Linked DNA regions of Homo sapiens: regions 1 and 2 are each linked to region 3. A link is a contact called in ENCODE Hi-C or POLR2A ChIA-PET data. All regions are on one chromosome and are shown on one strand. Each heading gives the region's core, a stretch centred on a gene start or an enhancer-like site at or near the end of the contact. The rest is flanking DNA. Distances are from core to core; before and after follow the strand shown. Region 1 has its middle 32 kb from the start of CLIP1. Region 2 holds the start of CLIP1 (CAP-Gly domain containing linker protein 1). Region 3 holds the start of MTRFR (mitochondrial translation release factor in rescue).

Evidence for each region. A loop is a pair of places that touch in the nucleus more often than their neighbours do. ChIA-PET counts read pairs that join two places held with the same protein, here RNA polymerase II (POLR2A). Pooled maps may share reads with other maps.
Region 1: a loop to region 3 is called in a pooled map, with 5 times the contacts of the local background. The contact joins the enhancer-like site here to the promoter of MTRFR in region 3. A Hi-C loop is called at or near these places in 2 of 50 pooled maps. POLR2A ChIA-PET finds 5 or more read pairs at or near these places in 2 of 52 experiments (T-cell and naive thymus-derived CD4-positive, alpha-beta T cell).
Region 2: a map with no recorded cell type shows a loop between it and region 3 (7-fold over the local background). The contact joins the promoter of CLIP1 here to the promoter of MTRFR in region 3. A Hi-C loop is called at or near these places in 3 of 37 single-sample maps with no recorded cell type and 3 of 50 pooled maps.

The regions. Positions count from the first base shown.
Region 1 is chr12:122,452,567-122,456,272 of GRCh38, forward strand. No RefSeq gene overlaps it. Among named protein-coding and RNA genes, the nearest start is that of CLIP1, 32 kb to the left of the region's middle. Within about 2 kb of position 1,490, at least 7 of the 41 ENCODE cell types and tissues checked have a DNase peak (open chromatin) inside an H3K27ac peak, as active enhancers do.
Region 2 is chr12:122,421,087-122,425,035 of GRCh38, forward strand. CLIP1 (CAP-Gly domain containing linker protein 1) reads right to left here and starts at 1,583. Exons shown (of 26, transcript NM_001247997.2): 1 at 1,435-1,583. RefSeq lists silencers at 880-1,279, 1,300-1,649 and an enhancer at 2,759-2,858.
Region 3 is chr12:123,231,849-123,235,281 of GRCh38, forward strand. MTRFR (mitochondrial translation release factor in rescue) reads left to right here and starts at 1,588. Exons shown (of 3, transcript NM_152269.5): 1 at 1,588-1,683. It overlaps MPHOSPH9 (M-phase phosphoprotein 9), which reads right to left and starts at 1,293. Exons shown (of 24, transcript NM_022782.4): 1 at 1,227-1,293. RefSeq lists an enhancer at 1,066-1,305.

The sequences.
Region 1 (3,706 bases), core at 240-2,739, 780 kb before region 3:
TACTTTAACCTTTCTTAAATGTAAAACCAATCTTACTCCATCAAATACAGGCCATCAGAGCCTACCTGGAAACAGCTATGCATATGTTCCTGTCAGATAAAGCCATTTGAATCCCAAATGAAATTCCTAAAGCTAAAAGGAGATAAGGGTGCCTAAATCTGCTGGGACCAGTCAGATGTTGAGGTTTATGCTCTGCTGGTCAAAAATTACCTTACATTTTATTAGAGTTTACATCAGTTATCACGATTTCAGCAGCTGGTCTAACTCAGACTAGCGGAGACAATAAGGAGACTCATTAGCTCACAAAACAGGACGTTTGCAACACGGTTCAGCTTCAGGGCTGGTTGATGTAGTGGCTCAAGCCGCTAAATTTCTCAAGCACCCAAAATCTTTTCTTCTCTTTCTCTGCCATTTGCGGAGGTGGCTTCATCCTTCATTCAACCATCCTAAGGTAAGATGGTTGCCAGAGCAATGGATATGATATATGATACATTTCTGTCTCATGCGTTGTGTGAGGAGACCACCAAACAGGGTTTGTGTGTGCAGCAAGGCTGTTTATTTCACCTGGGTGCAGGCGGGCTGAGTCCGAAAAGAGAGTCAGCAAAGGGTGGCGTGATTACCACTAGTTCCTTTAGGTTTTGGGATAGGCGGTGGAGTTAGGAGCAATGTTTTGCAGGCAGGGGGTGGATCTCACAAAGTACATTCTCAAGGGTGGGGAGAATTACAAAGAACCTTCTTAAGGGTGGGGGAGATTATAAAGTACATTGATCAGTTAGGGTGGGGCAGAAACAAATCACAGTGGTGGAATGTCATCAGTTAAGGCTATTTTCACTTCTTTTGTGGATCTTCAGTTGCTTCAGGCCATCTGGATGTATTCGTGCAGCACAGGAGATATGATGGCTTAGTTTGGGCTCAGAGGCCTGACAATTTCCTATTCATGCTTTCTTGTGGTTTGCTTTGCTTTTGCTTTTGCTTTTGCTTTTTTTTTTTTTTTTTTTTTTTGAGACAGAGTCTCACTCTGTCTCCCCAGGCTGGAGTGCAGTGGTGCAATCTTGGCTCACTGCCACCTCTGCCTCCCAGGTTCAGGCGATTCTCCTACTTCAGCCTCCCTAGTAGCTGGGACTACAGGCCTGCGCCACCACACCTGGCTAATTTTGTATGTTTAGTAGAGACGGGGTTTCGCCCTTTAGGCCGGGCTGGTCTCGAACTCCTGAACTCAGGTGATCCGCCTGCCTCGGCCTCCCAAAGTGCTGGGATTACAGGTGTGAGCCACTGCTCCTGGCCTTTCCTATGGTTTTCTAAGTGTGCGTGTGCATGCACACACACACGTGCACGCACACACGCACCCTCTGGCATGCATCTCCTTGGCCCAGGTGGGCCCAGATGGGCCCAGGTCTGTCCACCCTGAATATACCATGATCAGGGTAAAGTGAGTATTGCACAGTCAACTATAACATTCACTACTGTGCTTCCATTTTCAAAGACTGAAGCAGAGACTACCAGAAGTCCCGCCCCCCTCAAAGCCATTCTACCCTCTTCCTGTATCTGATTCTTCCTGCCATGTGACATCCAGAATGAAGACATTTCCTAACTTCCTGTGTTATTAGGGATGGCCATGAAAATAAGTTCTGGCCAAGCTGAAGTAGCCCATGCAACCTCTTGGAAGTGTGTGTGTGTGTGTGTGTGTGTGTGTGTGTGTGTGTAAGAGATGGAGGCTTGCTCTGTTGCCCAGGCTAGAGTATAGTGGCATGATTACAGTTCACTGCAAACTTGAACTCCTGGGCTCAAGCGATCCTCCGGCCTCAGCCTTCGAGTAGTTACGATTACAGGGGTGAGCTACAGTGTCCAGTCCAGGCAGTTTTCTTAAAGGGAGAGGGCAAACATTTATCTTTCTTTTCTCCCTCCTGCTGATAGGATGTGATATTGTGACATAATAAGAAATAGGCCGGGCATGGTGGCTCACGCCTGTAATCCCAGCACTTTAGAAGGCCAAAGTGGGCAGATCACTTTCGGCCAGGAGTTTGAGAGCAGCCTGGCCAACACAGTGAAACGCCGTCTCTACTAAAAATACAAAAGTTAGCTGGGCATGGTGGCACATGCCTGTAATTCCAGCTACTCGGGAAGCTGAGAAGGAGAATCACTTGAACCCGCGAGGCGGAGGCTGCAGTGAGCCAAGATCGCACCACTGCCCTCCAGCCTGGGTGACAGAGCGAGACTCTGTGTCAAAAAAAAAAAAAAATAGAAATATACATTTTGATCTTTGTTGCCCCTGGCTTCTGGCCAGAGCTCCTAAAACCTTTGCAGTTTCTAAAGCAAAAAATGTTAGGAGCATCTTTCGTTCTACCATTTGGTCTTTGACCCTGTCTCCTAATACGAGCGCCTAATCCTTTGGAATTTTCTGGGTGACAGGAAGACCTATTGTTCTAATGAAGCCAAACTTGGTGGGCTCTTGGATAGCTTCAGGATGGGGGCTGGTCACCAGAATGACCAAACCATGATTAGCATCCTGAAACTTTCAGCCTCACCCTCCGTCTTCTGGGTGAGGGGAAAGGGCTGGAGATTAAGTTAATAATGGATCACGCCTGCATGAAGAAGTCTCCATAAAGGCAGAGTGTGGGGACTCAGTCTGTAAACCTAGCACTTTGGGAGGCTGAGGCAGGAGGATCACTTAAGCCTCTGGAAGTTGAGGCTGCAGTGAGTCGTGATCATGCCTCTGCACTCCAGCCTGAGTAGTGACAGAGCAAGATGCTGTCTCAAAAAAAAAAAAAAAAAAAAAAAAAAAAAGGCTGGGCGCAGTGGCTCACGCCTGTAATCCCAGCACTTTGGGAGGCCAAGGCAGGCGGATCACCGGGTCAGGAGATCAAGACCATCCTGGCTAACATGGTGAAACCCCATCTCTACTAAAAATACAAAGAAATTAGCCTGGTGTGGTGGTGGGCGCCTGTAGTCCCAGCTACTCCCAGGAGGCTGAGGCAGGAGAATGGCGTGAACCCAGAAGGCGGAGCTCGCAGTGAGCCGAGACTGCACTCCAGCCTGGGTGACACAGCGAGACTCCGTCTCAAAAAAAAAAAAAAAAAGAAAGAAAAAAGAAAAGAAAAAGAAAGAAGGAAAGGCCGGGCGCAGTGGCTCACGCCTGTAATCCCAGAACTTTGGGAGGCCGAGGCGGGCGGATCACGAGGTCAGGAGATCGAGACCATCCTGGCTAACATGGATAAACCCCGTCTCTACTTAAAAAAAAATACAAAAAATTAGCCAGGCGTGGTGGCGGGCGCCTGTAGTCCCAGCTTCTTGGGAGGCTGAGGCAGGAGAATGGTGTGAACCTGGGAGACAGAGCTTGCAGTGAGCCGAGATCGTGCCACTGCACTCCAGCCTGGGCGAAAGAGCGAGACTCCGTCTCAAGAAAGAAAGAAAGAAAGAAAGAAAATCTCCATAAAAATCTCTGAACTTGCAGGCTAGTAAACGCCCACATGCTGGGGGTGTGGCGCACCCCTGCTCCCCGGGGACAGAAGCTCCTGTATTCAGACGCTTCTGCACCTTGCCCTATGTACCTGTTCATCTGGCTGGCCAGGTATATCCTCTATCACATTCTCTATAATAAACTAGTAACTGAAAATGTTTCCTTGAGTTTTGTAAGCCATCATAGCAAATTATTGGACCTAGAAAAGGGGTCATGGGAGCCTCGATTTGTAGTCAAGTCAGACAGAAG
Region 2 (3,949 bases), core at 333-2,832, 810 kb before region 3:
GCTTAGCTGTATAACCCTGGTCAAGTTACTTGACCTTTCTATGACCCTCCTGCCGAATGCACATGACGACAGCACGCTCACTGGGTTAGGGTTGATTAAATGAAATAAAACACATAAAAAGCTAGCCCAGAGCCTGGCCACAAGATGCCTTCAATAAATGTTCATTGTTATAATTTACAGAGAAAAAAAGGCCCCAAGTCTGAGAAGCGACATGCCTGGGGATTCTTGCTAAAGGTTATCATTAAATCTAAAAGTCAAACAAACACATTCCTGACTCTGGGATACTCTCCTGATTCGTGGATACCATCGCTAACAGTAGTGACACAAATCAAATAATAAGAACAGCCAGAATCATAACCCTAATGACAGCAGTGGCCACAGCACTTAATACTTATAGAGCTGCTAGGGGCCACTGTCCTAAAAGAGGAAGAAGGCCAGGCTGCTGAATCACACACACACAATTACAGAATCTTCTCCACCCTTTGTTTTAAAAAACAGTTCACTGGCGCCCAAGTTTTGCTAAAAACAGGTATCTAAACCGATGACGGACAACGTGTAATTTCTTCATACCAAAGAGGTGGGGCTGTGCAGGGAGGAGGGGGTGGCGCTCGGCTCCTGCCAGATGGAAAAGCCACATGAAGTGGAGAAACAGCCGGATTCAGGATTCACCCCCGAATCAAAACCCGATTTTTGAAAGGCAGGACCTTCCAATTCGGGCAATCGCTAGGTTCTGCTTGTAAAATAACCTCTGAACAAGTGTCATCTGCCTTCCGCGCCAATCCCCTGCCGCGGTAGAAGGTTCGGATTACCGGGCAGCGGTGTGATTTCGGAAACCCGAGAGCGATCTGGCCACCTCCAGCCTTCCCCGGTCTCCGAGAATCACAGCCCCACTTGAGAGGAAAACAAAAGCCGGGGCAGCGGGGGAGGCCGGGCCAGGGTGCCCTCCATGCCGGATCGCGGGCGCCGGGCACCCGGGGCCTGAGGAATGCTCAGGTGACAGGCGCGGCGCCCGGGGCAACAGGTCCCGCCCGGCTTCGGCCTCCCGGGGTCCGGCCGATCCCACATCCGCCCCGGGGCCCAGGAGAGGGAGCGGGGCGCCAGGGAGAGAGCGGCGCCTGGGGCGGCGCAGGGGCAAGGAGTCCAAGCTCCATCTTGAGGCGGGCGGAGGAAGCGAAGGCCCGGCTCGGCGCTGACAGGGCCGCCACTTTTCCAGCTCCGGAGGAGCCCCCCAGGGACCCCCGGCCTCCGGCGCCGGCCACCCGAGACTCCCGCGGTCCCCTCCCGGACGGCTCCGGCGCGCGAGGCTCGGCCCCGCTCCCGGACGCCGGGCTTCGACCCCCGACCCGACCCTGGGCGGGCCCCGCAGGCCGGGAAGCCGGCAGGGGAGCAGGGGGTGCCGGGAAAGGGAGAGGGCCCGCGCCGCCCCCTGCTCACCTCCTCGGACGCCGCCGGTCGCCGCCACCTGTCCCACTGCAGCAGCAGCAGCCGCCGCGGCCGCCGCCTCCCGCCTCCCGGCTCGTCGGCTCGGGGCGGGGGAGAGCGTGACGCGCCGCCGCCGCCGCGGGGCCGGGCGGGCGCGCGCTGCCAGGAGAAGACGCCGCGCGGCTCCTCCCAGCGCTCCGCCGCCGCGCCCGCCCGGCCGGCCCGGCCGGCCCGGCCCCTCGAGTCCGCACCGGCCCTGCGGCCCGCGCCCGGCCCCGCGCCGCCCCGCCGCCTCTTTGTCTGCGCCCACCGCGGCCCCGGGAGGACCCTGGCCCCGGCGCGCCCGCCGCTCCGCCCTCGAACCCTCCCGAGCCCCGGCTTGGGGAGCAAGGTGCGAGGGAAAACCCACAGGCCTGCTCCGAGGGGCTTCTCGTCATTTCTGCAAAGTGTTCCCAGAATTTGCAAGTCACACCCAAGAGCCCCATTCAGCCTCGACCTCAGCCCGCTCTTTGGGGCTGATTCATTTGTTTGCCCTCCCCTTCCCGCCAGACAAGGGTGAGAAATCCTTTGAAACAGGCTGCAAGGCGCTTCCGAAGCAGGTTAAGTTGGGGATTGGGAAGGATCATCTCTGCCCTCGCCTCCCTCCAGGGAAAGACCCTGGATGAGGCGTCCCTGGAGAAAATGCTGAAAGGAACTGTAGAGCAGGTTAAGCTTGGGAAGAACTGTATCTGCTCCCCACTTCCCTCCGGGAACGACCGCGGGTTAAAAATCCTTTGAAACGATCCCAGGGTTTGCTCCGTTCGTTTGAGAAAAGCCCCTTTTATTCGCCCTGGCTGCTTGGACGGAAGCCCTGGTTAGTGTCCCATCCTCCTTCCCCCCTGGGATTTCCTTTAAAAGCTTTTGAAAGGGACAGGAGGGAAGGCTGCAACAGCCTGCTCGGGGCTGGGGTAGCAGAGGGCGGCCAGCATTTCACTCCCATGGACCATGGCAACCCCAGAAGCCTTACATCTCCAGGGAGGAATTTGCAGCTGTCGGGGAAGCCCAGGATTTTGTGGTGGATAAGGGGGCAGGGGCTTCCTCCTCCTTGCCAGTAGAAGAGAATAATCGGCGGGTGACCCCTCTAGCTGACCTTTATTCAAAGCACCGTGCTGCCTGGACCAGCAGGAAGAGGGAACTGCTCTGGTAATGCACGAAGTTCTGAACTATGTAAATTTGTCTCCTGGCCCCTCCTCTCCATTCATGTCTGAAATCCCTCGAAATGCTGTTACCTAATTCAACATCGCCCTAATTTACAGGCTGCAAGGTCAGGTGGTGGTGGTACTCCTGAAATCCCATATCCATATTCCTAATCTGAAAGGCGCGCCTCACCCCCTAATCTAAACAGTCTTCAGCTGTAATCAGCAAGCTGTGGAATCATAGATGTCATAGGATGAGGCACAGACCACTTCTAATGGGGGAGTTCAGCTAGGAACACTTATGGGCTTGTCTTTTCTTCTCTACTCAGTAGGCTGAGCCTGTCTTTATTAAAAATATTGTTTTGGGGCTGGGTGTGGTGGCTCACGCCTGTAATTCTAGCACTTTGAGAGACCCAGGTGGGTGGATCACCTGCAGACAGGAGTTCAAGACCAGCTTGGCCAACATGGTGAAACCCCGTCTCTAACAAAAAATACAAAAATTAACTGGGCATGGTGGTGCATGCCTGTAGTCCCAGCTACTCGGGAGGCTGAGACACGAGAATTGTTTGAACCCGGGAGGCGGAGGTTGCTGTGACCAGAGTTCAAGCCACTACACTCCAGCCTGGGTGCCGGAGGGAGACTCTGTCTCAAAAAATATATATATATATACACATGTATATATATATGTATATATATGTGTGTGTGTGTGTGTGTGTATATTTGCTTGTTCTCATGGGTTATTCTATGTCATTGTCATGTTCATCATTTGCTTATTTATTTATAATTATATCATTTTGTTCATCATGGAGTCTTGGCGTTAATTTTTTTTTTTTTTTTTTTTTTTGAGATGGAGTCTCACTCTGTCGCCCAGGCTGGAGTGCAGTGGTGCGATCTCGGCTCACCGCAAGCTCTGCCTCCCGGGTTCACGCCATTCTCCTGCCTCAGCCTCCCGAGTAGCTGGGACTACAGGTGCCCGCCACCACGCCCGGCTAATTTTTTGTATTTTTTTAGTACAGACAGGGTTTCACCGTGTTAGCCAGGATGGTCTCGATCTCCTGACCTCGTGATCCGCCTGCTTTGGGCTCCCAAAGTGCTGGGATTACAGACGTGAGCCACCGTGCCCGGCCATTAATTTTTATTTTTTAAAAAATATATCAGCCGGGCACAGCGGGCTGATCACGAGGTCAGGAGCTCGAGACCAGCCTGGCCAATATAGTGAAACCCCGTATCTACTAAAAATACAAAAATTAGCCGGGCATGGTGGCGCATGCCTGTAATCCCAGCTACTAGAGAGGCTGAGGCAGAAGAATTGCTTGAACCCAGGAGGCGGAGGTTGCAATAAGCCAAGATAG
Region 3 (3,433 bases), core at 338-2,837:
CAAGAGGAAAAAGGAGAAAGAAAGAAAACTTCAGCTGCTTACAAACTGAAAAGCTTAGAGAGTGCAACAGGAATATTATCTAGTATTCCGCTTCTGCTAGATTCCCACTTTCTAGGGCCTGCTTTTATAAAGCATTACACAAAAACAGGGACCATTTCCTTCAGGGACAGGAGTGAATGCAAAGGGTAACCGGACCTAACTAAATGGACTTTTCCCCAGTGGCTCAGCCCATCACCCACGACAAATGGGGCATTGAAACAGTCAAGGACTGCCCCTTCCAACTGGCAACAGAAATACCTGGATTCCAATCACCATGCTATTACACCAGGAAAACACAAGCTCTCCAGGGAGATGAACCTGCAACCCCATCTATTATTTCCCCTGCTAAGGTAATCCGGATCCGGATGCAGATCCAGATGGAAAACCACTAGAAATTCAAAGATGCTTCTCCATTTGGGGTGGAGGTGCTGGGGGGAGGGCAGGGAAGTAAGAGGGAAAAATCCTTAAACACCCACAAATACAATGCAAAAAAAAATTTTTTTAACTTGATACAGAATGAATATAAGAGCAGAGCTTTTATATTTCCCAGCAACAAGATATGACGCTTTTGGTGTCCCTACCCCCTAGCAAAAAAAGGGAGCTGGGGAAAAGGAACGATTGATGGTTATGAAACATGAAAGTTAACTGGGCGCTCCGCCTTGACGGGAGGCTTGGGGGAGAGGAAGAGATTTCAGATGGGGATGAGGCCAGATCCCGACATTCTGAGCTCACAGTCAGCCCGCAATGGCTGGTGGCGGCTATCGGGTCAAAGTGGGAAGGAGAGGGAGAATCTATGCAGTCGCCTAAGCTACGGAAAGCAGGGAGGACGGAGAAAAGCCACCGCTCCTGCAACTACAACCGCGATTCCAAAAGGAAACCGGGGCACCTTGGCAAAAAATGGGGGGAAAAATTAAAAAAACCCCACAAACCCCCCGCCCCTCAGGAAGAGCGATCTGCGATTGGGCCGCGCGAGTGTCACTCAAGGGCGCCGAGTCTAGAAAAGGCGCACCGCGGCCGGGCAGAGCTCCCACACGCCGAAGGGCTCCGAGGGGGTCAGGCCAATCGGCAGCCGTCACCCCACACCCCAGCCCATCACCACACTCAAGGGGCCGCTAAGACAGTGTCTCCTAAGTCTCGTCTCCTGTCCCCAGCGGCCTACAGCTCCCTGCAGGCTGGTGGCCGCTTACCTGGCCGCCGCTCCCGCTGCCGATGTCAGGGTCATGCAAGCGGCCTCTCGCGACCGTTACCCGAGGGAGCGCGCGCGCGCCCGGCGTCTCTCCAGTGATTGGCTGCCCGGAAGGAGGCGGAGACAGCCTCGCATGGCGCGCGCGTCCACCTCGCCGTTCCCCCTCGCGCAGCTCCAACCAAAGAGAGACATCCAACCCCGGGGGAGTGACAAGGGGGCGGGATTGCTGTGAAACTCTCTTCTCTGATTGGCTCTCTGGGAGCCAGCCGCTGCCACGAGGGAAAGAAGCTTCAGTTTCTCGCATGCGCAGTGAGTAAACATGAGCCTCTGGTAGATAAGAGAAACCGCGATCGGAGTACGGCGCGTGCGCAGATCAGGGATCGCGATTGCGAATCCTCCGCTGAGGTGATTTGGATATCCCTAGAACGTTGAGGGCACGAGTCGGGTCCTGAGACCAGGTAAGCATCTGCGGAGAAGCCAGGTAACCCTACGGCTGCCGACGACTGTCAAAGGCTCCGGAGAGAGGACTGCGAGCCGGGACGCCTGGGTTTTTCCCGACTTGCGACCCCGAGTGGCGCAGCCAGTTTACCTGAGGCCGCGCTGGCGGTGGGGTGGGGCCGGCCGTGACACCCGAGCTCAGTTTTCTCGGGACCTGGTTTACGCTAGGTGCTGTGGGTCGGCCCTGGGGCTGTTCAGGCACTCAGGGCAGGGGAGAGGAGAGACTACCGTCCTGGAGATAACGGTTCCACGGAGGCCCAAGGCGAAACGGAAGGATCCTCATGTACAAAACTGAGCGGAATGGAGCTGTGAGCACGCATCAGGTGCTGTTTCAGGCCTGGCACGTAGTAGAGGTCAGCACTGCCCTTGCTAGGCTTTTGCGGAGATACTCGTTTTTTTTTTAATAGACGTGGGGTGGGGGGGTCTCACTGTGTTGCCCAAGCTGATCTCGAACTCCTGGCCTCAAGCGATCCTCCTTCCTCGGCCTCCCAAAGTGCTGGGATCACAGGCGCAAGCCACCCAGCCCTACTTTTGAAGGACCAAAGGGAACTCGCTCTCCTCCCCGTGGGACCCCAGCCCATTTCATGCGCACTGTGCAGGCCACATTCTTCAGCATAGTTAACCTTTAAGGTCTTTCCAGCTACTCGATTTACCTCCAGGAGTTCTGGCTCACAGTAAAGGGACTTCCCTGGCACTATCACTTAGGCCTCCACAACCCAGGAAATGGATCTGCCCTTGGAATAACAGATCTGCCAGGAGGCGTTACATCTCATTGGAGCTTCCTAAGTATACCTACCAATTTTTTTTTACTTTTTTTATTTTTGTGGGGGAGGGGGGTAGGGGGGACAAGGTCTCTCTCTGTCACCCAGGCTGGAGGGCAGTGGCGCGATCTCGGCTCACTTTAACCTCTGCCTCCCGGGTTCAAGTGATTCTTCTGCTTCAGCCTCCCGAGTAGCCGGGAATACCGGTGCCCGCCACCACATCCGGCTAATTTTTTGTATTTTTAGTAGAGACGGGGTTTTGCCATATTGGCCAGGCTGGTCTCGAATTCCTGACCTCAGGTCATCCTCCTGCCTCGGCCACCCAAAGTGCTGGGATTACAGGCATGAGCCACCACGCCTGGCAATTTTCAAAGGGTAAATTTGATGTTATCCTATCTTTCATGATTTTTTAAATTATATTACATAATTCCAAAAGATATTTTATGTTTAAACCAGGACTTACTTCATTGAAGATGGTTTTATCTTTCAGTGTGAACCTGCTGGGAAGTCAGGCTATATTTTTGGCATCACAGTGATCTCCTTAGTACCTGATTTCACAGACCAGAATTATGATCCCACCAAATAACATGTTTTCAGTAATGTCATGGCTTATCAAGTACTTCTTAAATTGGACCATACCAAGTAAAATAATTTACAAGCCACTGTTGTAGATGCCTTTTCACCCTAAGCTCTAAAACAAAGGCCGATGAAATAATCAGTTCCCAGACTGGGTTTGTGTCATAAGACAACAGTGTATGTGGTGTGTCATTCCAAAGTTCCTCAGCCTTGTAGTTGAGAGATCTGACATGCTCCCATTTAGTGACCACTAAGTACTTTACATTTATGGCAACATGTATGATTTTGTTCGCACTCTAGGTAGTAGTATCTCCATTCTACAGATGAGGAATTAGAGCCAAAGTTACCCAGTAAGTAAATTGTGGCATTGAGA